Regions from separate parts of the Homo sapiens genome. Here region 2 is linked to region 1. Evidence: read pairs that join two places in POLR2A ChIA-PET (ENCODE). Cell type or tissue: OCI-LY7. All regions are shown on one strand. Links, peaks and the distances in the headings refer to the core of each region. The heading gives the core; the rest is flanking DNA.

Region 1 (10,455 bases), core at 726-8,725:
TCTAACTCATTATTCATGTACAAAAATGTGTATTGTGGAGGAAATGATTATAAATTCTTCATGTATATTGACTTCTGTGGAAGACTCCTGTTTGCCTAGCACAATCTCTTCTTTCCTTCTTCCTGTAATATTAATAGAAGCTTAGTTTTATTTAGGACAAACATATTATCCACTAAAAGGCCACATTTTCCAGTGTCCCAGCTAGGTGACTAGGCCATGTGACTAGGTTTTGGCCAATGAGTTTAAAGCAGAAGTGTTATATGGTATTTCTTGAAGAGTGGAGGCACATCTTTATTCCTTACTTCTCCAGCTACTTTGGAATGTGGATGTGGGCAGCTAGGCCTCCAACTGCCTGCTATCTTGGGTCATGAGAAAAAGGGTCATTCTAGAGATGGTAGAACAGACGACTTCAGAGAGCCAGGTTTCTGATGACTTTGCAGAGCTGCCTTGCCAGTCCTGAACTGTATGCCTCGACATTTATTTTGCAAGAAAGAAAAATAATTTCTATCTTATATAAGCGTATTATTCAGGGTTCTCCAGAGAAACAGACCAATAGGAAATGCACACACACACACATTTCCTATTGGTTATAGGATATATACATTTGTCCCTTAGTATCCATAGGAGATTGGTTCCTGGACCTCCCGTGGGTAACAAAATATGTAGATGCTCAAGTGCCTGATATAAAACGGCATAACATTTGCATGTAACCTATGTATATCCTATTTACCTCTTCCCATCTAACTTTTTTTTTTTTTTTTGAGATGCTGTTGTCCAGACCGGAGTGCAGTGGCGTAATCTCAGCTCACTGCAACCTCCGTCTCCCGAGTTCAAGCGATTCTTTTGCCTTAGCCCCCCAAGTAGCTGGGACTACAGGCATGCACCACCACACCTGGCTAATTTTTGTATTTTTAGTAGAGATGGGATTTCACTATATTGGCCAGGCGGTCTTGAACTCCTGACCTCAGGTGATCTGCCCCCCTTGGCCTCCCAGAGTGCTGGGATTACAGGCTTGAGCCACCGTGTCTGGCCCCTTCCCCATATACTTTAAATCATCTTTAGATTACTTATAATACCTAATAAAATGTAAATGTTATGTAAATAATTGCTAACTGTATTGTTCAGGGCATAATGACAAGGAAAAAATGTCTGTACATGTTCAGTAGAGATGCAGTTTTGTTTGCAAAGTTTTTAATCTGAAGTTGAAGCTACAGATGCCAAGGGCTGACTATATACAAATACACATACATCTATATATAAAGAGAGAGAGGGAGAGAGAGAGAGAGAGAGAGAGAGAGAAAGAGAGATGATAGAAATTGGTTCATGATTATGGAGGCTAAGAAGTGATTTAGCCTCATGATTTGTCATCTTCAAGCTGGAGAATCAGGAAAGCTGGTAGATAATTCAATTCGAGTCCAGAGGTGTAAGTCCTAGTCCATGTCTGATGACCTGAGAACTGGGAATGCCAATGTTGGAGAGCAGGAGAAAATGGATGTTCCAGCTCAAATAGAAGCAAATTCACCCTTCTCCATATTTTTGTTCTATTCAGTCCTTCGACAAATATGATGATGCTCACCCATACTGGTGAGAGGAATTTTCCTTACTCAGCCTATGAATTGAAATGTTAATCTTTTCCAGAAACACCCTCACAGACATGCCCAGCCCAGAAATAATGTTTTGCCAGCTATCTGGGCATCCCTTATCCCAGTCAAGTTGACACATACAATTAAGCATCACAAAATGCTACTGTCATTTAGGGTTTTCTGTCATTCCCAGACAAACCTAATCCTTATTGCTATGCTTTCATATTGCTTCTGAGCTTCCGAAGCAACAGCAGCAGCAGCAGCGACAAATCATCTCATGGCACCTATTTCAGTCCCTGGCAAATGTGGGCTTGGAGAAGCATAAGAGAGCACTATTAGTACAGAGTCAGTGTTGCTTACATTCAGTGACACTGAGTATGAATTTCAAATGGTGGTATAGGAAATGAATGAACCAATTCTGTTTTCTTTCTGACCACTTGATAAATGATGTCCCTGTTTTGGCCCTGCTATTACCTTTGGAGGTATTTATGAGGCCCAGTGCCTTTATAATAGCCTATCAGTCTCCTGTTTTCAAATTAGTCCATTTTTTGCACCTCAGTGCTTATTTAGGACATGGACTGCTGGATCTGCCTTTCCTAGGAGCCCCAGGAGCTGAGAGATAACATATTCCTGGGTTTGGTTCTTTCTTTCTCTCTCTCTCATCCTCTCTTTCTCCCTCCATTCCTCCCTCCATCCTTCCCTAACTTTTTTCTTTTCTCTTTCTTTCATCTCCCCTCCCTCCCTCCCTTCCTTCCTTCTTCCTTCCTCTGACATACAGTGCATAATTTTAAGTGTATAGCTCCACAAACTATATATATCTACAAACATTCACATATGTAAACACCCATGTATAACCACCATTCCATTCCAGACAAGCTACATTTCCTGTCTGGCATGGAATGGAACCTTACCCTAGAAGCGTCTCTCAGGTTCCTTCCCAGTTCATAAAGACTTCCACCAGAGTTAATGACTATTCTGACTTTTATCCTCATAGATTACTCTTTGCCTGTTTCTAAGCTTTATATAAATAGAACCATACAATGTGTGTTCTTTTATGTCTGGCTTTTTTCATTCAACATAATGATTTTGAGATTAATCCATGTTGTTCCTTATATCAAAAAATTAAAGAGAAGAAAAATCAGTGAATTGGAAGCTAAAAGGATTTCACTCTGATGTGGAACAGAGATAGAAAGAGACTTTAAAATCATTTCATATGTGAAACACCTCTGTATGAAAGATTAGTTGAGATATAGATGATAGACTAAATGACTCCAACAGTCATCTAACAGGGAATAGAGAAGTGAATGGAGGTCATGGAAGATGAACAACGTTTAGAGGGGTGATAGCTTAAAATTTTCCAGAATTTGAGAGAAGCCACCTGTCTTGAAGTCAAAAGGGTACTTTCAACTCCAGAAAGGATACATAAAAATAAATCATCTAGACCTATCATAATGAGGTCACGGAAGAGCAAGGATGAAGCAACAATCCGAAAGTGCACTGAGGTTCTGACTCCAGAGTGATAGAGACATTTTAGATCTTCATTAGGAGGGGGTTACATAGATGTAGATATTTATCAAAACATATCCAATTATATACTTAAGAGCTATGCATTTCACTGGATACAATTTTATCTTACTTTATAAAGGGTATTGAGGGCAGAGTTGAGGGAATCCCCTGCTTTCCACTCAGAACTGTGGCTAAACTGAGCAGAGTTCTCATTGCTACAATAAATGTCAAGGACAGTAGAGCAAGATCTTCAAGATGTTGAGGGAAAAATAACTATTTACCTATCTTTCAAGAATGAAGGCAAAATAAAAATATTTTTAGTCATACAAATATTATTTTCAGATTCTCTCTAAAATAACATTTTTTTAAGGATACACTTGAGTAAATTTTTTAAAAACATACCAGCTGGACGTGGTGGCTCACGTCTGTAATCCCAGCACTTTGGGGCGCTGAGGTGGGCAGATCACGAGGTCAGTAGTTCAAGACCAGCCTGGCCAATATGGCGAAACCCCGTCTCTACTAAAAATACAGAAATTAGCCAGGCACGGTGGCACACGCCTGTAGTCCCAGCTACTCGGTAGGCTGCAGCAGAAGAATCACTTGAACCCAGGAGGCAGAGGTTGCAGTGTGCTGAGACTGTGCCACTGCACTCCAGCCTGGGTGACAGAGCGAGACTCCATCTAAAAAAAAAAAAAAAAAAAAAAGAAAGATATCACAGGAGATTATGGGCTATCAGAAACAAAAGTGACTATGTCAATTGGTAAAATTAATTATTTATTGACTGCAAAACTAAAAAAAGAGAAGCCTCTTTTGGGGTGTAAGAAAGGTAAAACTCGGGCTGGGCACGGTGGCTCAAGCCTGTAATCTCAGCACTTTGGGAGGCCGAGACGGGCGGATCACAAGGTCAGGAGATTGAGACCATCCTGGCTAACATGGTGAAACCCCGTCTCTACTAAAAATACAAAAAATTAGCTGGGCGTGGTGGCGGGCGCCTGTAGTCCCAGCTGCTCGGGAGGCTGAGGCAGGAGAATGGCGTGAACCTGGGAGGTGGAGCTTGCAGTGAGCCGAGATCGCGCCACTGCACTCCAGCCTGGGAGACAGAGCAAGACTCTTGTCTCAAACAAACAAAAAAAAAAAAAAAAAAAAAAAAAAAAGGTAAAACTCAAATTCTAAACAATAACAATATGAGGAAGGGAGTGTTGAGTAGTATTCAATGGATAAAGTATGCTAAAGTCATCGTGGTCTGTAGGAAATGAGACATATTGAATAATTGTTGGAAAAAAACGGACAGATAATTGTGCATGTTAATATCTGAAAGGCTACCATTAAAAGAATAAAGCTTTTGACCAGGTGTGGTGGCTCATGCCTGTAATCCCAGCACTTTGGGAGGCCAAGGCAGGTGGATCACTTGAGGTCAGGAGTTCAAGACCAGCCTGGCCAACACAGTGAAACCCTGTTTCTACTAAAAAAATACAAAAATTAGCTGGTCGTGGTGGTGCACGCCTGTAATCCCAGCTACTCGGGAGGCTGAGGCACAAGAATCCTTTGAACCCGGGAGATGGAGGCTGCAGTGAGCTGAGATCACGCCACTGCACTCCAGCCTGGGTGACAGAACGAGACTCTGTCTCAAAATAAATGAATAAATAAATAAATAAAGAGAAAAATAAAATAAATAAATAAAATAAAATAAATAAATAAATAAAAACACACTCGGCTCACTGCAAGCTCCGCCTCCCGGGTTCATGCCATTCTCCTGCCTCAGCCTACTGAGTAGCTGGGACTACAGGCGCCTGCCACTACGCTTGGCTAATTTTTTGTATTTTTAGTAGAGACGGGGTTTAGTAGCCAGGATGGTCTCGATTTCCTGACCTCGTGATCCAATTGCCTCGGCCTCCCAAAGTGCTGGGATTACAGGCATGAACCACCACGCCTGGCCTGCCATATACTTATTATATCTGTCCTTTCTGTGTGTGAATATTAAACTTTTAAAAAGTTAAGAGAGAAATAAATAAGCACCTCTTTGTTCTCTGTCTTCACCCTTCAAGGACCGTCCTCCCCTTTAATACTGGTAATAATGTACGAAATCCCATCTTCAGCAGAAAGTCCTTATCTTTCATCAGTTCCTTTTATATTGTATTCCTAGGAATTCCCAAGAATGCTGTCAAGTTCTACAAATGCATCTTGGTGGACTTGATGCTGCTTGCATGGGACTTCAACATCCTTCCCCTCTGACTATCTCATCACTGTTTCGCCATATGCAGCAATTCTGCTAGGGATACTTTGTCTCAAAGGATGGACCTAAAGCAATGCATTTCTTTCCCAAAGAAACACAACTAACTCAAAATGCTTGCAAATATTTCCGAAGGAGAGAAAAGGAAGATTTGAATGGAATATTTGATACTACTATTCCTCTGGTCTATTGGACTATGTTCCTCACACAGGATTTTCTCCTGGGGCTAACGCTGATGACGCACACATTTCATCCTCTGAAATGGGGATCCCTTTCACTTTATCTTTCCTCTTTGTGTCTAGGGTACCAAGTCTCAGGAAACAGAAGACCATATTGATTTGGTCTGTTAGACTTAGTGCAGGAGTGCAAATCAGTGGCTTCCCACAAATTTTATTTCACAGTATTATTCATCTTCTCTGTTATTATGTAGCTTAACGAATTACCCCAAATTTCATTGGCTCACAAAAGCAAATATTTGTTTTTCTTGCCCCATATCTGTGAGTCAGCTGCAATGGCCCTGCTATAGGTTATGGGTATTTGTTCTTCATTCTGTGACCTGCGATGGAGGATCAATCGTTACCCTGGACACACTCTTTCTTTCTTTTTTTTTTTTTATACTTTAAGTTCTAGGGTACATGTGCACAACGTGCAGGTTTGTTACATATGTATACATGTGACCTGTTGGTGTGCTGCACCTGTTAACTCGTCATTTACATTAGGTATATCTCCTAATGCTATCCCTTCCCCCTCCCCCCACCCCACCACAGGCCCCAGTGTGTGATGTTCGCCACCCTGTGTCCAAGGGTTCTCATTGTTCAATTCCCACCTATGAGTGAGAACATGCAGTGTTTGGTTTTCTGTCCTTGTGATAGTTTGCTGAGAATGATGGTTTCTAGCTTCATCCATGTCCCTACAAAGGACATGAACTCATCCTTTTTTATGGCTGCGTAGTATTCCATGGTGTATATGTGCCACATTTTGTTAATCCAGTCTATCATTGATGGACATTTGGGTTGGTTCCAAGTCTTTGCTATTGTGAATAGTGCTGCAATAAACATATGTGTGCATGTGTCTTTATAGCAGCATGATTTATAATCTTCTGGGTATATGCCCAGTAATGGGATGGCTGGGTCAAATGGTATTTCTAGTTCTAGATCCTTAAGGAATTGCCACACTGTCTTCCACAATGGTTGAACTAGTTTACAGTCCCACCAACAATGTAAAAGTGTTCCTATTTCTCCACATCCTCTCCAGCACCTGTTATTTCCTGACTTTTTAATGATCGCCATTCTAACTGGTGTGAGATGGTATCTCATTGTGGTTTTGATTTGCATTTCTCTGATGGCCAGTGATGATGAACATTTTTTCATGTGTCTGTTGGCTGCATAAATGTCTTCTTTTGAGAAGTGTCTGTTTATATCTTTGCCCACTTTTTGATGGGATTGTTTGATTTTTTTCTTGTAAATTTGTTTAAGTTCTTTGTAGGTTCTTTCTGGATATTAGCCCTTTGTCAGATGAGTAGATTGTAAAAATTTTCTCCCATGCTGTAGGTTGCCTGTTCACTCTGATGGTAGTTTCTTTTGCTGTGCAGAAGCTCTTTAGTTTAATTAGATCCCATTTGTCAATTTTGGCTTTTGTTGCCATTGCTTTTGGTGTTTTAGTCATGAAGTCCTTGCCCATGCCTATGGCCTGAATTGTATTGCCTAGGTTTTCTTCTAGGGTTTTTATGGTTTTAGGTCTAACAGTTAAGTCTTTAATCCATCTTGAATTAATTTTTGTATAAGGTGTAAGGAAGGGATCCAGTTTCAGCTTTCTAAGTATGGCTAGCCAGTTTTCCCAGCACCATTTATTAAATAGGGAATCCTTTCCCCATTTGTTGTTTTTGTCAGGTCTGTCAAAGATCAGATGGATGTAGATGTGTGGTATTATTTCTGAGAGCTCTACTCTGTTCCATTGGTCTATATCTCTGTTTTGGTACCAGTACCATGCTGTTTTGGTTACTGTAGCCTTGTAGTATAGTTTGAAGTCAGGTAGCGTGATGCCTCCAGCTTTGTTCTTTTGGCTTAGGATTGTCTTGGCAATGCGGGCTCTTTTTTGGTTCCACATGAACTTTAAAGTAGTTTTTTCCAATTCTGTGAAGAAAGTCATTGGTAGCTTGATGGGGATGGCATTGAATCTATAAATTACCTTGGGCAGTATGGCCATTTTCACAATATTGATTCTTCCTATCCATGAGCATGGAATGTTCTTCCATTTGTTTGTGTCCTCTTTTATTTCGTTGAGCAGTGGTTTGTAGTTCTCCTTGAAGAGGTCCTTCACATCCCTTGTAAGTTGGACTCCTAGGTATTTTATTCTCTTTGAAACAATTGTATATGGGAGTTCACTCATGATTTGGCTCTCTGTCCGTTATTGGTGTAAAGGAATGCTTGTAATTTTTGCACATTGATTTTGTACCCTGAGACTTTGCTGAAATTTCTTATCAGCTTAAGGAGATTTTGGGCTGAGACGATGGGATTTTCTAAATACACAATCATGTCATCTGCAAACAGGGACAATTTCACTTCCTCTTTTCCTAATGGAATACACTTTATTTCTTTCTCTTGCCTGATTGCCCTGGCCAGAAGTTCCAACACTATGTTGAATACAAGTGGTGAAAGAGGGCATCTCTGTCTTGTGCCAGTTTTCAAGGGGAATGCTTCCAGTTTTTGCTGATTCAGTATGATATTGGCTGTGGGTTTGTCATAAATAGCTCTTATTATTTTGAGATACGTCCCATCAATACCTAGTTTATTGAGAGTTTTTAGCATGAAGGCCTGTTGAATTTTGTTGAAGGCCTTTCTGCATCTATTGAGATAATCACGTGGTTTTTGTCTTTGGTTCTGTTTATATGCTGGATTACGTTTATTGATTTGTGTATGTTGAACCAGCCTTGCATCCCAGGGATGAAGCCAACTTGATCATGGTGGATAAGCTTCTTGATGTTCTGCTGGATTCTGTTTGCCAGTATTTTATTGAGGATTTTTGCATCAATGTTCATCAGGGATATTGGTCTAAAATTCTCTTTTTTGGTTGTGTCTCTGCCAGGCTTTGGTATCAGGATGATGTTGGCCTCATAAAATGAGTTAGGGAGGATTCCCTCTTTTTCTATTGATTGGAATAGTTTCAGAAGGAATGGTGCCAGGTCCTCTTTGTACCTCTGGTAGAATTTGGCTGTGAATCCATCTGGTCCTGGACTTTTTTTGGGTGGTAGACTATTAATTATTGCCTCAATTTCAGAACCTGTTATTGGTCTATTCAGAGATTCAACTTCTTCCTGGTTTAGTCTTGGGAGGGTGTATGTGTCCAGGAATTTATCCATTTCTTCTAGATTTTCTAGTTTATTTGCATAGAGGTGTTTATAGTATTCTCTGATGGTAGGTAGTATTTCTGTGGCATCAGTGGTGATATCCCCTTTATCATTTTTTATTGTGTCTATTTGATTCTTCTCTCTTTTCTTCTTTATTAGTCTTGCTAGCGGTCTATCAATTTTGTTGATCTTTTCAAAAAACCAGCTCCTGGATTCATTGATTTTTTGAAGGGTTTTTTATGTCTCTGTCTCCTTCAGTTCTGCTCTGATCTTAGTTATTTCTTTCCTTCTGCTAGCTTTTGAATGTGTTTGCTCTTGCTTCTCTAGTTCTTTTAATTGTGATGTTAGGGTGTCAATTTTAGATCTTTCCTGCTTTCTCTTGTGGGCATTTAGTGCTATAAATTTCCCTCACACACTGCTTTAAATGTGTCCCAGAGATTCTGGTATGTTGTGTCTTTGTTCTTATTGGTTTCAAAGAAGATCTTTATTTCTGCCTTCATTTCGTTATGTACCCAGTAGTCATTCAGGAGCAGGTTGTTCAGTTTCCATGTAGTTGAGCGGTTTTGAGTGAGTTTCTTAATCCTGAGTTCTAGTTTGATTGCACTGTGGTCTGAGAGACAGTTTGTTACAATTCCTGTTCTATTACATTTGCTGAGGAGTGCTTTACTTGCAACTATGTGGTCAATTTTTGAATAAGTGTGATGTGGTGCTGAGAAGAATGTATATTCTGTTGATTTGGGGTGGAAAGTTCTGTAGATGTCTATTAGGAAGGCTTGGTGCAGAGCTGAGTTCAATTCCTGGATATCCTTGTTAACTTTCTGTCTCGATCTGTCTAATGTTGACAGTGGGGTGTTAATGGACACACTGTCTTATGGCAATGGGTAAGAGTTCAGAAGTACTGGCAGAAATTCCAATTTTTTTTTAAATGTCTGCTTGGACATTTAAAATGTTTGTCACTTCTGCTTATATCCCATTGGCAAAAGCAAGTCATATAGCCAAGACTAACATCAATGAAAAAGGGAAGAGACTTGTCCTATTGGGAAAGAGGGGAGAGTGAATATTTGTTGAACAGTAGTACAATCTAACACATACGCCCTATATTGTACTCTGCAGTGTTACCTAATGTGGAGCCAAAGATACAGAAACATAAGAATCATTCCACTTTGGGAAGTATAGTAGACTGAGAACTTCCTGAGGGATCCTTCTACTGTGGAACAATTAGACCTTTGCTGGACTTAAGTATGTAAGGAAAATCTCCAATGGGGGTGGGGAGGAGTAGCAAAAATATAAGTAAGCCGAAACCAGAGTGGAGAACAATAAGCCAGGCATGCAAACACACAAAGGCCATTATCAGCATTTCCAGGGTTAAAGGGTGTGTGTGTGTGTGTGAGTCTGGCAGAGAAAGTCTGGGAGGAGAGCTGGGGATATAGAAAGCAAATTCAAGGCTCCAGGATTAAGCTGACAACCTTTGAAGGGGATAAAAGTGATCCCAGGTCATTAGTACCCCTGGATCTTTGTAGAATCACTTACAAATCCACTCTGGAGTAAAGACTGTTCAATTTAGGCTTTCAAGTTTTCTATACACCAAAGGTCCAAATATGAGCTCAAAATCAAAGATTACAGAACATACACACACGCAAAGTTCATGAGGAATGACAGCAGAAACCAAAAAAAAAAAAAAACAGATTAAGACCCCAAGGACTTCAGACATTGAAATTTCACCTATAGAATATAGAATAACTATGTATGGAAGATGGAATCACAAAAATGAAGAATCAGTAAGAGACTAA
Region 2 (10,455 bases), core at 997-8,996, 120 kb after region 1:
AGGACAGAGGGACACTTTCATTTTGCAAGCAAAGAGACAAAGACTTGGGCCTGTCCAAGGTCATTCAGCGAATTAGAACAGAGTCAAGGCTAGATTCTAAGGTTTACAAACTTCTTTTTCCTTTATTCCTTCTTGCTGCTTTTGTTTTTGGTTAATTTAGTTAACATAAAAACAATTTGCTGTCAGACCCTTTTCATTTTAAACGTATTAAAGCCTGAAAAGAAAGTTACTTACAGTCTTTTATTGCCTGCGGAGTATAATGCATCAGCACACTAATATTGACACGAAACCTCTGTTATTCTTTCATTACAAAAGCATGTCAACTCTTTAATATCTACTAGCCTGCAAGTATGTTTCCCCTTGGGAAATGCCTGCAGTAGTGTCTTCCTGTTAGTGAGAGATATTAAGAGGATCTGAGTCTTATAATAGCAATAGCTATGTTTGATGGATCACTTAAAATGAAGCAGGTACTGTGATAGATACTTTACAAGTATGCCCTCACTATGTCTTTATAACAATACTCTAAGGTGTATATTATTATCCGTGTTTTACAGATGAGGAAACTGAGCTTCAGGGTATTAGGTAATTTGCCCAAGGCCTCTTGTTTCTAAGTTTGCTGAGCCTGGACTCAGACCTGGGTTGGACACCAAAGTAAATGGCCTACTTGCTATAGATTTTGGTTGCCGTTAGGTGTACAGACGTAAAATTAATATGGGAAGAATTCAAATTCAGTTTGATGGGTCTAGGAATTAATTCTTTTCACTGCTTTAGCTTAAGCAAATGAAGTTATCTCCTAGCATTACTTCCACATAAATACATACAAACTAGTAATAGATTTGATTTAGTAAATGCCTCCAATATGCTGGGCACATCATGCATATTATCTCTTATCTGCATAACAAATTTGAATGGAAAGCCTTGTTAGTACCACTTTAGGGATCAAGAGACTGGGGTTCATAGAGATTTAGTAACAGGTAAGAAGGAGCACAGCTAGGTTGCACACTGCTTTTTGCACCACGTCAGGCCCACCAGTTGGCTTGTGAGCCCAAAGCTGTGTTTTGGTCACACTAGATTCACAGTTGAAAGAATATAGTCCAGCAGCTGCATTTTAAAGAATCATTTCCATCATTATGCAGTATGTGGAACCCAAGAGAGGCTTCTATAAACATGAGTACATGTTCCCAGACAAAGGAGATAATATCGATGACAAACAGCCATTATCTAGAACATCTGTTAGGCTGTTTCTCCTGGTTTTAAATAACGCACGGCATGCTCTAATTCAGGTGTACTCTGAAAACCCAGCAGCTTCTCCTGTGATTTCTGTGATCTCTGGGTATGATGAATGAGAATATCTGTTGATCATGGAGTACACCACTTAATCAAGCACTTTGGCTGCAGATCAAATTTTCTATATTTTTAACTATAATTATAGCTATAACCAACACTACTTATCTTGCTTTATAATTTACACAGTGATTCCACATTCAGTGTCTCATAAGCATTTAATCCCCAAAATGGCTCTGCTCGGCAGTCATTAATATTGTCCTCACAATAGTGTTTTTGAGATTGCCCACATGTATCAACAAAGAGAGACATCCAAGAGATATTGTTCTTTGAGAAGAATGGATTTTTACAATATGGTTTAATGTGGTACCATTTTAGTTTAATTGCATTCAGAAGGGAACATATATTAAGCAGTTAGTTGATATCTCTGGGGGTAAGAGTTTCAGAAAAGCTTCTTCATTCTATTTTACATATGCCTGAATTCCTTTTATTAGTTTTTAAATTTAAATTTTATAAATGCAGATGGTTTCTTTAAATATATATTTTACACAAATACAAAGTCATACAGGGATATTGTTTAAAAAATCATACAGTCCCATAAGGCCGGTAATAAGAGAGATATTCTACCTTGTCACCTCCCTCACCCCCACCAGTATTAGAAGGTAACAACTCTGAACTCTTATAGAGCACTGTTTTAGGGATTGGAGACTGGGGTTCATAGAGATTTAGTAACAGCTAATGAAGAGCAGAGCCAGGTTTGATATTTATTACTCCATCTTAAATTGAGTGGTTTTACTGTTATTTGTTATTGATTAGTTTTAGATATTATATATTGACTTCCTGCTGTGGAAGATGAGGATTCAGACCCCTTCCGTACCTTCCTTCCATCCCTCATCATTCCACTGTGGTCATATCGTTAGTCAATGTGAGATATGCACATTATTATGACTCTAGGTCAATACCACTTGCAGCCAAGCCACACCATGTGCTGTGTAGACTTATATTTCTATTCATGTACAACTTCTCCTCCAAAGTTGGTAATAGTCTCTTTTTAAAAAACTTTTGCTTGTTATTAAAAGAAAATCACTCATTCATTTTCAAGCTTTCTGCTGGGATCCTGTTTCTTCTCAAGATGATGCAGGGCAGGGAAGGTCCAAAATTGAGACTTAGCATGAGAGGGTTCTTTGCTTCACCCAGGGAAGAATTCAAGGTCAGTGGTGAGAGAAAGCAACTTTTAACAAGCAGTGCCTGGCTCATAGGCAGTGTGCCCAGCATCAGCAGTGTACGCTGGCAACTGTATTTATACCACTTTGAATCACATGCTAATTAAGAGGTGGGTTATTGAGAAGTTTCTGGAAAAGAGGCGGGAAGTTTCAGGAACCATTTAAGTTAACTTCCAGGCTGTTGCCATGGCTTGTTGCCATGGCGTTTACAAGCTGCCATGGCACTAGTGGAAGTGTCTTCATGGTAATGAGCAGTTAGGCCAACTGGAGGTTGCTTTCATTGCTGTCTGCTGGTTTTGGGTGGCTTCTTCCCTGCATCCTGTTCTGACTAGATCCTGCTTCCATCAGCGGGGTTGTGACTCAAAAATAAGTCCTGCCAGTCTCCTGCCTCAAGGACATTCAAGTATTTTGGGAGCAGTTTCATCATCTTGATGACACCCCTCCTAGATGTCCCCGTCCTCTTGTCCCAAGATTGCAGGCCTCTCTCCTGACCTGCTCGGCCACCCTAGAAGCTCCCTGAACTGCCATCTGGTTCTTTCTGCTTTTCTTTTGGGATGGATCTCACCTCAAAAGAATGTGCTCTGGATCTCACATCTTTCTTTCTTGATTTACTGCCTCCACCCCTGCAATTTCCTTGCCTCTTTTCAATTTCCGCTCCTTTAAATCATTTTAGAAGGGTTTGAGGAAGAAATAGTGATCAATACTTGCATTCGGTCTCCAGGTTTAACCTGAAGTTCCCCATATTTTAAGACCAGAAAAAAAAATAAAGATTTTTTTCCATTTGGGTAGAAAAACCTATATTTTCAAATTCCACTACTTGAATTATTCTGTGCCTTTTCTTCATTGTGTGGGTGTACCATTCACCAGCAACTTGTAAAATCCATGTAGGGAAGCACCTCTCAAGTTGCTTTCTGCAAAAGTGTACCCAAAAGAGACACAAAAGTTTGGCCTCAAAAGTTTGAAAATGTCTTTATTTTATCCTTGTGCTTGTCGACATCTTGCTGAATACAGAATTTCAGGTTGGAAACACTTTTTTCTAGCTTTGGTGGTGTTGTTGAGAAGTCCAACAACAAAGGATTCTTAATCCTTTGTATACACAATTTTATTTTCTTTATGGAAATGTTTAGAGCCTTCTCTTTGTTTCCAATACTCTAAAATTCCCAAATAATAAGCCTTGGTATAAATCTATTTTCACCTATTTTGAAGAATATTTGATATGGGATTGCAACCTGGAGACTCATGTCTTTCAGTTCTGGTAAACCTTATTGAGTTAATTTATTTACTTTAAAAAAGAATATTCTCCTCTCTGTGTTTACATTCTTGAACTTTCATTGCTGGTTATGGACCCTCCTGGACTGATCTTCTAATTTTAAAGGTATTTTAAAATTTAAATTCTAACTCTTTTATTTTTTTTTAGAAGAGCTATACTTCCCAAACTTCTTCTGAGTTTTTTTCTACTATCATATTTTTAATTATTTTTTTTAAGAGACAGAGGCTTGCTATGCTACCCAGGCTGGAGTGCAGTGGCTATTCACAGGTGGGATCACATAGGGCACTGCAGCCTTGAAATCCTGGACTCAAGTGGTCCTCCTGGCTCAGTCTCCTCAGTAGCTGGGACTACAGGCAAGTACCACCATGCCCAGCATATTTTTAAATTCTTAAGAGCTCATTTTTTGTTCTCTGATCGTTCCCTTTCTACATAATGTTGTTTTAGATTCATTGATATAATAGCTTCATTTGATTTCTCTGAAAATATTAAAGATACTTTTTTGGTATAATTTTTGTCTTTCTACATGGGCTCTGTTTCCTCTAATTTACTTTGATCTGTTTTTTTCTTAGGGGGGATCTACTTCATGCTAGAGCTTTTCTTACATGTCTGGGGATCCTTAGCTGTCTGCTGAAATTTAAAAGTGGAGCATTGAAAAGTAGATTGGAAATGTTGAGCATATAGTTAAGGCTTATCACTTATGGGTTCCACTGTGTGGTAATCTTTTCGGGTCATCATAGGAGAACTCTTGATGTCAGGATCTAGGTCCTTTCTCTTGTGTTGGTCAAATTTCCCAGAGAATAAGCTTCTCATTTCCTTTTGGGCAGTATATTTATTGGCCAGTGAGTCTGGGGGTAAATAGGTTTGAGGGTTCCAATATTCAGTATGGAAATTCCATAAAATGAACTATTTGTAGTATGGACACCTGTCCTCCCATGTGCCTGGTATCCCCCAGGCCAGAAACGTTCTACTTTATTTCCAAGAGAGTCAAGCTCAGTCTTCTAACACAGTGAGGGACATGCAGCTCTCTGGAAGTGTATCTTCCTCCATAGGTTTGCATCCAATTCCCCTATGTTCAATTCAGGCCCAGCTGGGCTCCCATTCTGTAGAGTAGGTACCTCCAGAATTGTAGACTTCATGGGTTCTGAGGTTTTGCTTCTGGGCACTCCCATGACCAGGTTAGAATTATCTTTCTCAGGTGTGCATAAGTCAGGAAGTCTATTATTTGTTGCAACTCCTTCATCAGCTCTCTACCACCTCCCCAAATTTTGTTGCTGCAATCGACTTTCCCATTCTCCTTGTCTCTTTTTAATCCCTCCTGCCCCACCCCACCTCACTTTAAATCATTTTAGAAGGGTTTGAGGAAGGAGCACTGATAAGTGCTTTTGTTCAACCTTCCAGGGTTAACTGGAAGTTCCCTATGTTTTATGACCAGAAAAAAGAAAAAAATATATATTTTGCATTTGGGTAGAGCAAACTATTGTCAAAATTCTACTACTTTAATCATTGTGTGACTTGTCTTTATTGTATAGGTGCACCATTCACTAAGTATTGCTGAAATCCAAGTGGGGAGTGAGTTTTAGTTTGCTGTAATAAGAAACAAAACCACTCAGTTTTTCTCTTTCTTTCTTTCTTTTTCTTTCCTTTCTTTCTTTTTCTTTCTTTCTTTCTTTCTTTCTTTCTTTCTTTCTTTCTTTCTTTCTTTCTTTCTCTCTTTCTCTCTTTCTCTCTTTCTCTCTTTCTTTCTTTTTCTTTTCTCTTTCTTTCTTTCTTTCCTTCTTTCTTTCTTTTTTTTTTTTTTTTTTAAAGAAACAGGGTTTTTCTTTGTTGCCCAGGCTTGTCTTTCACTCCTGGGCTCAGGTGATCCTCCTGCTGTTACCAAAACACTAGTTTATTCTAGGTGCTGGTGCTTGCTGCACAGAAAGCCAATTACTGAGACAACAAGTATTGCCAAGGAAGAAGGCTTTAATTGGGTGCTGCAGCCAAGGAAATCTTAGTCTCAAATCTGTCTCGCTGACCAACTACAATTGGGGCATTTATATCATAGGGTAGGAATGTAACTAAGTGTAGGAAACAGGAATTATGGAGGGGTAAGGAAGAGGAGTTGGTCTACAGGAAGCAGGTGGTCAGTTAGGCAATCATGATGAGTGAGGGGTCTGGTGTCTCATTGTCTAGATGCAGTGATCTGGTGAGTTTCAGTTCCTTGATACCATCTGGGAGGTCTGACAGTTGGTATTCTGAGGAAGGAACTCAGATAAGACAAATGCATTTCAAGCTTTAAGACCAAGACAGTATATTTCTATGTTTATCCAAAAAAAAAAAAAAAAACCCAGTGAACATCAATTCTATGGGACAATTGGGCTAGTTTCCCCACCTCAGCCTCCTGAGTAGCTGGGACTACAGGTGTGAGCCACCATGCCTAGCTTAGCTCAGTATTTTTCAAATGATTTCCTTAATTCATTAGTAGGCTGTGAAATCAGTTCATTGGATTATGGGCATTTTTGATTTTTTAACTAATGAAATTGAACAGACTAGAACAAAATGGAGTAAAATAGAAAATATGAGGGTTGTTGTATATGGTAAGTGTAGGAATTATTTTATAAAATTGTTTTATATTGATATTAAAAGCATATGTATATTACATTGTGATATAATTCTCATTTCTTATTCAGAGTATGTCCAACAACATTTGAAGGTCATGCTTTTGCTAAAAGTTATTGAACTTAGCTAGAGAATTTTTGATGTTTGCCTTTCCAACCAGTTGAATCAAATTCAATTTAGTGGTTGTAGGACATGCCCTAATCTGAGGGCTTTTGGAAAATTTTCTCAGTGGGTTGATGAAGAAGGTAAATGGTTCTTGGTCACTAGGCATTTTTGTTTGTCCACATAAACCTTTCACTTTTCTATCCTAGCTCAATCCCAAACTTTAATGTGAGTGATAACAAACAGCTCATCTCTTCGGACCACTATTATTTTGTGTCTCTGACTAGAAGTCCAATGTCAACCTAACTGATACAGATGGGTACTAGCTGAAATTATCAGAATGGTGGTCACTCTAAGAGTTCTACTGAATGTTAAGTAATACTAAGTACATGAGATTTAATATTTCCAAATATTTAAGATCACCTATTAGGCTATGCATCACTCTTCACTTTTGTTATCTCATCTAATCATGAAACAGACTTAGAGAGTTATTAACAAGGAGCTATTCTTAGCTCCCATTTTATATAAAAGGCAACTGAGAACCAAAGACATGTGGAGAATTGACTCAAAATCACAAAGCTAAGTGACAGAGTTGGCTCTAATTCCATCGCTCCAAGTCAGAAGTTGTAGCTGTTTTGTGGAAGATGGCATAAAATAGCATTTAAGGAGGAAGGATTGGGGGCCACAGAGAACTTAGGTTAAGTCTGTCACATGATAGTGCTTTGATCAGAGGCAAGTAACAAAAGTTCTTTGTCTCTTCATTGGTAAAGGGAAGGCTAACACTATCTGCCTTACAGGGATGCCATGAGAATTAAATGGAATAATGCCTCTGAGGAAGATTGTGTTTTCTAAAAATGGCCACAACAATATTTTCAATCCCCATGGTTGCCTTACAATGTGATTTTGATACTCTTCTCATCAAGAGATGAGCTCTGTGTTCCACTATCTTAAATCTGAACTCACGTGTATGGTGGAAATGGCACTATGTGACATCTACGGCTAGGTCATAAAAGGTGATGCAGTTCTTACCTGGTCCTCTTGTCCTGTTTGTTTTTGAAACCAGCCACCATATTGTGAGGAAGCCCAAGCAGCTCATGGAGAGGCCCACATAGAAAGAAACTGAGAGGCCAGGCACGGTGGCTTATGCCTGTAATCCCAGCACTTTGGGAGGCTGAGGCGGGCGGATCATACGGTCAGGAGTTCGAGACCAGCCTGGCCAACATGGCAAAACCCTGTCTCTACTAAAAATACAAAAATGTGGTGAGCACCTGTAATCCTAGCTACTCAGGAGGCTGAGGCAGGAGAATCATTTGAACTCAGGAGGCGGAGGTTGCAGTGAGCTGAGATTGTGCCATTGCACTCCAGCCTGGTTGACAAGAGCAAGACTCTGTCTCAAAAAAAAAAAAAAAAAAAAAAAGAAAGAAAGAAAGAAACTGAGAATCCTGGCCTCCCACCCTGCTTGAGCGCTCAAGCAGCACCAACTTACCAGCCACATATCTGAAGAATCCTGGAAATGAACTCCTAGACTCCATTTGAGCTTCCCCAGTTGACACCAGATGAAGCAAAGATGATGTTCCCCACTGGTCCAGGCTGACATGCCAGATTCATAAACTAAATAAATGATGTTTTTAAAAAGCCACCAAATTTTTGAGTGGTTTATCTATGCAACAGTAGATATATGGGAACAGATGTGCAGCACAGCATCTGCTGTTTAGTAGTACTTGATGAAAGCTCACAGTGATTATTATTACTAATATTATTCTTATTGTTTAAACTGCATTATTTCCTCCTGACCACTGATGAAGATATTTGGAAACTGGACCAAAAAAGTCAGGAGACAGAAATCTTTTTGGAGATTTCTCTACAGAGCCTTAATGAAAAATGTAGGATTCTGACTCATGACTACAGTTTAGTGCCCATGGAATTATAAAAACAGAAAGAGTTCCATGTCCCTGTCTTATCAATTCCTCATCTTTAGATTAGCAAACATCCAAACTACTCAAACGTGGTATTTTCTCCTGCTATCAGAGCTTTTAGAGGGGAGGGGCTGCAACTTATTCTTCTAGGGGCAGGGAAGCCCGTAAAAATCTCCCATGACTCCATGGGGAAGCTGAAGGAAGTTTGAACTGAATTGTTGGTCCAGTGAAGTACCCTGGACCAATGCAGGGGAACCATGAACACCACCGAGATGATGATGAAGGTGGCATGGACTGCATCATGGGGATTCTGAGGACAGAGATAATCAGACTTCAGGGTTCTATTCACCGTTTCTCCTGTGAATGACGCAACCTCTGGCTGGGGTTCCTTTCACAATAAACATCAATAAGCTCGTAGACAGCTATTTTGTCTTTCTTTTTCTGGGCTGGTTATGCAAACTCAACTTTCTTCATTGCTCTTTGCCAAATCTCCTCTACTGTTTTTTCCACACACACTTGAAAGTGAGAAGACTAAATCTAGACACAATTAGAGTTCAACCAAGCCTGCTTAAAACAAAAGGGCTGATCCCTGACCCCCACATTTCATACATGTGCAAGTGCTCCTAAGGGCACCATTCTCACATGCTACCTTTATAACTTTTATTGAGCTTAGGGTTCACTATAACTCCCAGATTTTCTCTATCTCCTGATATCTGTGCTCTTTTTTCTTCCTCCCAATTGTTACTGCTTGGCATAATGTAGCCAATCCCAATTAATACACTTGGCTGACAGGGCCCTCCATGATTCTTACCGCTTTTCTGGCTTAATCTTACCATTCTCCCGCTTGTTCATTATATTCTTGATATATTGGCCTTCATTCAGTTTTTTAGTCCAGCTAGCTCTTTTTCTTTTTATTGTTCAATGTGCCTGGCATTCAGTAATCTGTAGCAAATGCAGTCAGTGCCCCATTCATATCCCCTCAGCATTCACTATCAAGGGCTTCCTCCTAAGCATATATGACGTCTCCACCTGAGGCTTCCTGGGGCTTGGGAAGAAAGCTCTACTGTGGGTAGGGAGGGCTGGAGGTGGGGATTGGGTGGAGTGGGGTGGGGGGAGAAGGAAAGCGTTGATCCACTGGAAGCAGCTCTCAACCATGGTGGATGGGAATTTGTGAATCAACAATCCACCTTCATGTTCTACACCGTCTCCCCAAATTCCCAAGCTGGAAGGGCTGCGCCTCCATTGCTCATAGCACTAACTTGCTCATTGGCGCTCTTCCCTGCCTTATTTCCTCACTCCCCTACCCATGTTTATTGAAGTAATCTCTCAAATAACTACATACACTCCAATCCTTTTCTCAGATCGAAGACATAGGGGTTTATTGTATGTTTGTGGTTATTATTAACAGCAGAATGGCTATGGTAAAACAAAATGTCTCAACCAGGCACCTCACAAGGTGCAACCAGCTTCAGTTCATAGAGGGTGTTTTGCAGTTGAAATACCTGGTTATACTCCAATAGGATTCACATTCATTCATTCAGCCATTCAGCAAATATTGATTGAGTGCTTACTCTTAGCCAGAGGTAGGGATTTCAGCATCAGAAGTGGCTGCAAGTGGTTGCAAATCTGAGTTAGAATTACTGTTGGGAAAACAGAAAGGTAGCCCTAATTCCAGGGAAATAGAAAGGCAGCCCCAATCCCTTCCCACTCCACTCTCTGACTCCATTTCCCTTTCCCTCCCCTCAGCATTCTGGCTGCTCCTTAAACAGAACTCAGTCAGCTCCCCTCTGAAGTATTCCACCTTCTTCATGAGATCTTTAGACCTCAACCCCCTTTCTTTAACAGCTGCTCCTCCAACCCCTTAGCCTGAACTGGTTCCTCAGGGTGAATCAGCCTATCTCCTCTATCCCCTCTTCTAAGCATTTAGTTTCACCTCCCTCTGCTTTGGCATCACCTATTACCTAGATATGTCCTAGACTATGGCACGGCACATGCCTACTTGGAACTGTGTCTCCCTTTCTAATTTGTAATAGACATACATGGCGGCTGTTGTTGCCATAAC

What was found. Peaks named below come from ENCODE experiments on the same cell type or tissue, not always from the same donor. Only the 100,000 strongest peaks of a DNase experiment are listed, where the experiment ranks them.
Region 2: POLR2A ChIA-PET joins it to region 1 with 5 read pairs; 2 of 35 experiments call an interaction of 5 or more read pairs at or near these places.

What each region holds. Positions count from the first base shown.
Region 1 is chr20:21,474,073-21,484,527 of GRCh38, forward strand. No RefSeq gene overlaps it. Among named protein-coding and RNA genes, the nearest start is that of NKX2-2, 35 kb to the right of the region's middle. In OCI-LY7, for the core only: no CTCF peak of the experiment used is centred there; no DNase peak of the experiment used is centred there.
Region 2 is chr20:21,593,242-21,603,696 of GRCh38, forward strand. The region is part of intron 1 of LINC01727 (long intergenic non-protein coding RNA 1727); the gene reads left to right. Among named protein-coding and RNA genes, the nearest start is that of LINC01727, 28 kb to the left of the region's middle. In OCI-LY7, for the core only: no CTCF peak of the experiment used is centred there; a DNase peak (open chromatin) is centred at 5,970; H3K27ac peaks cover 2,109 bases.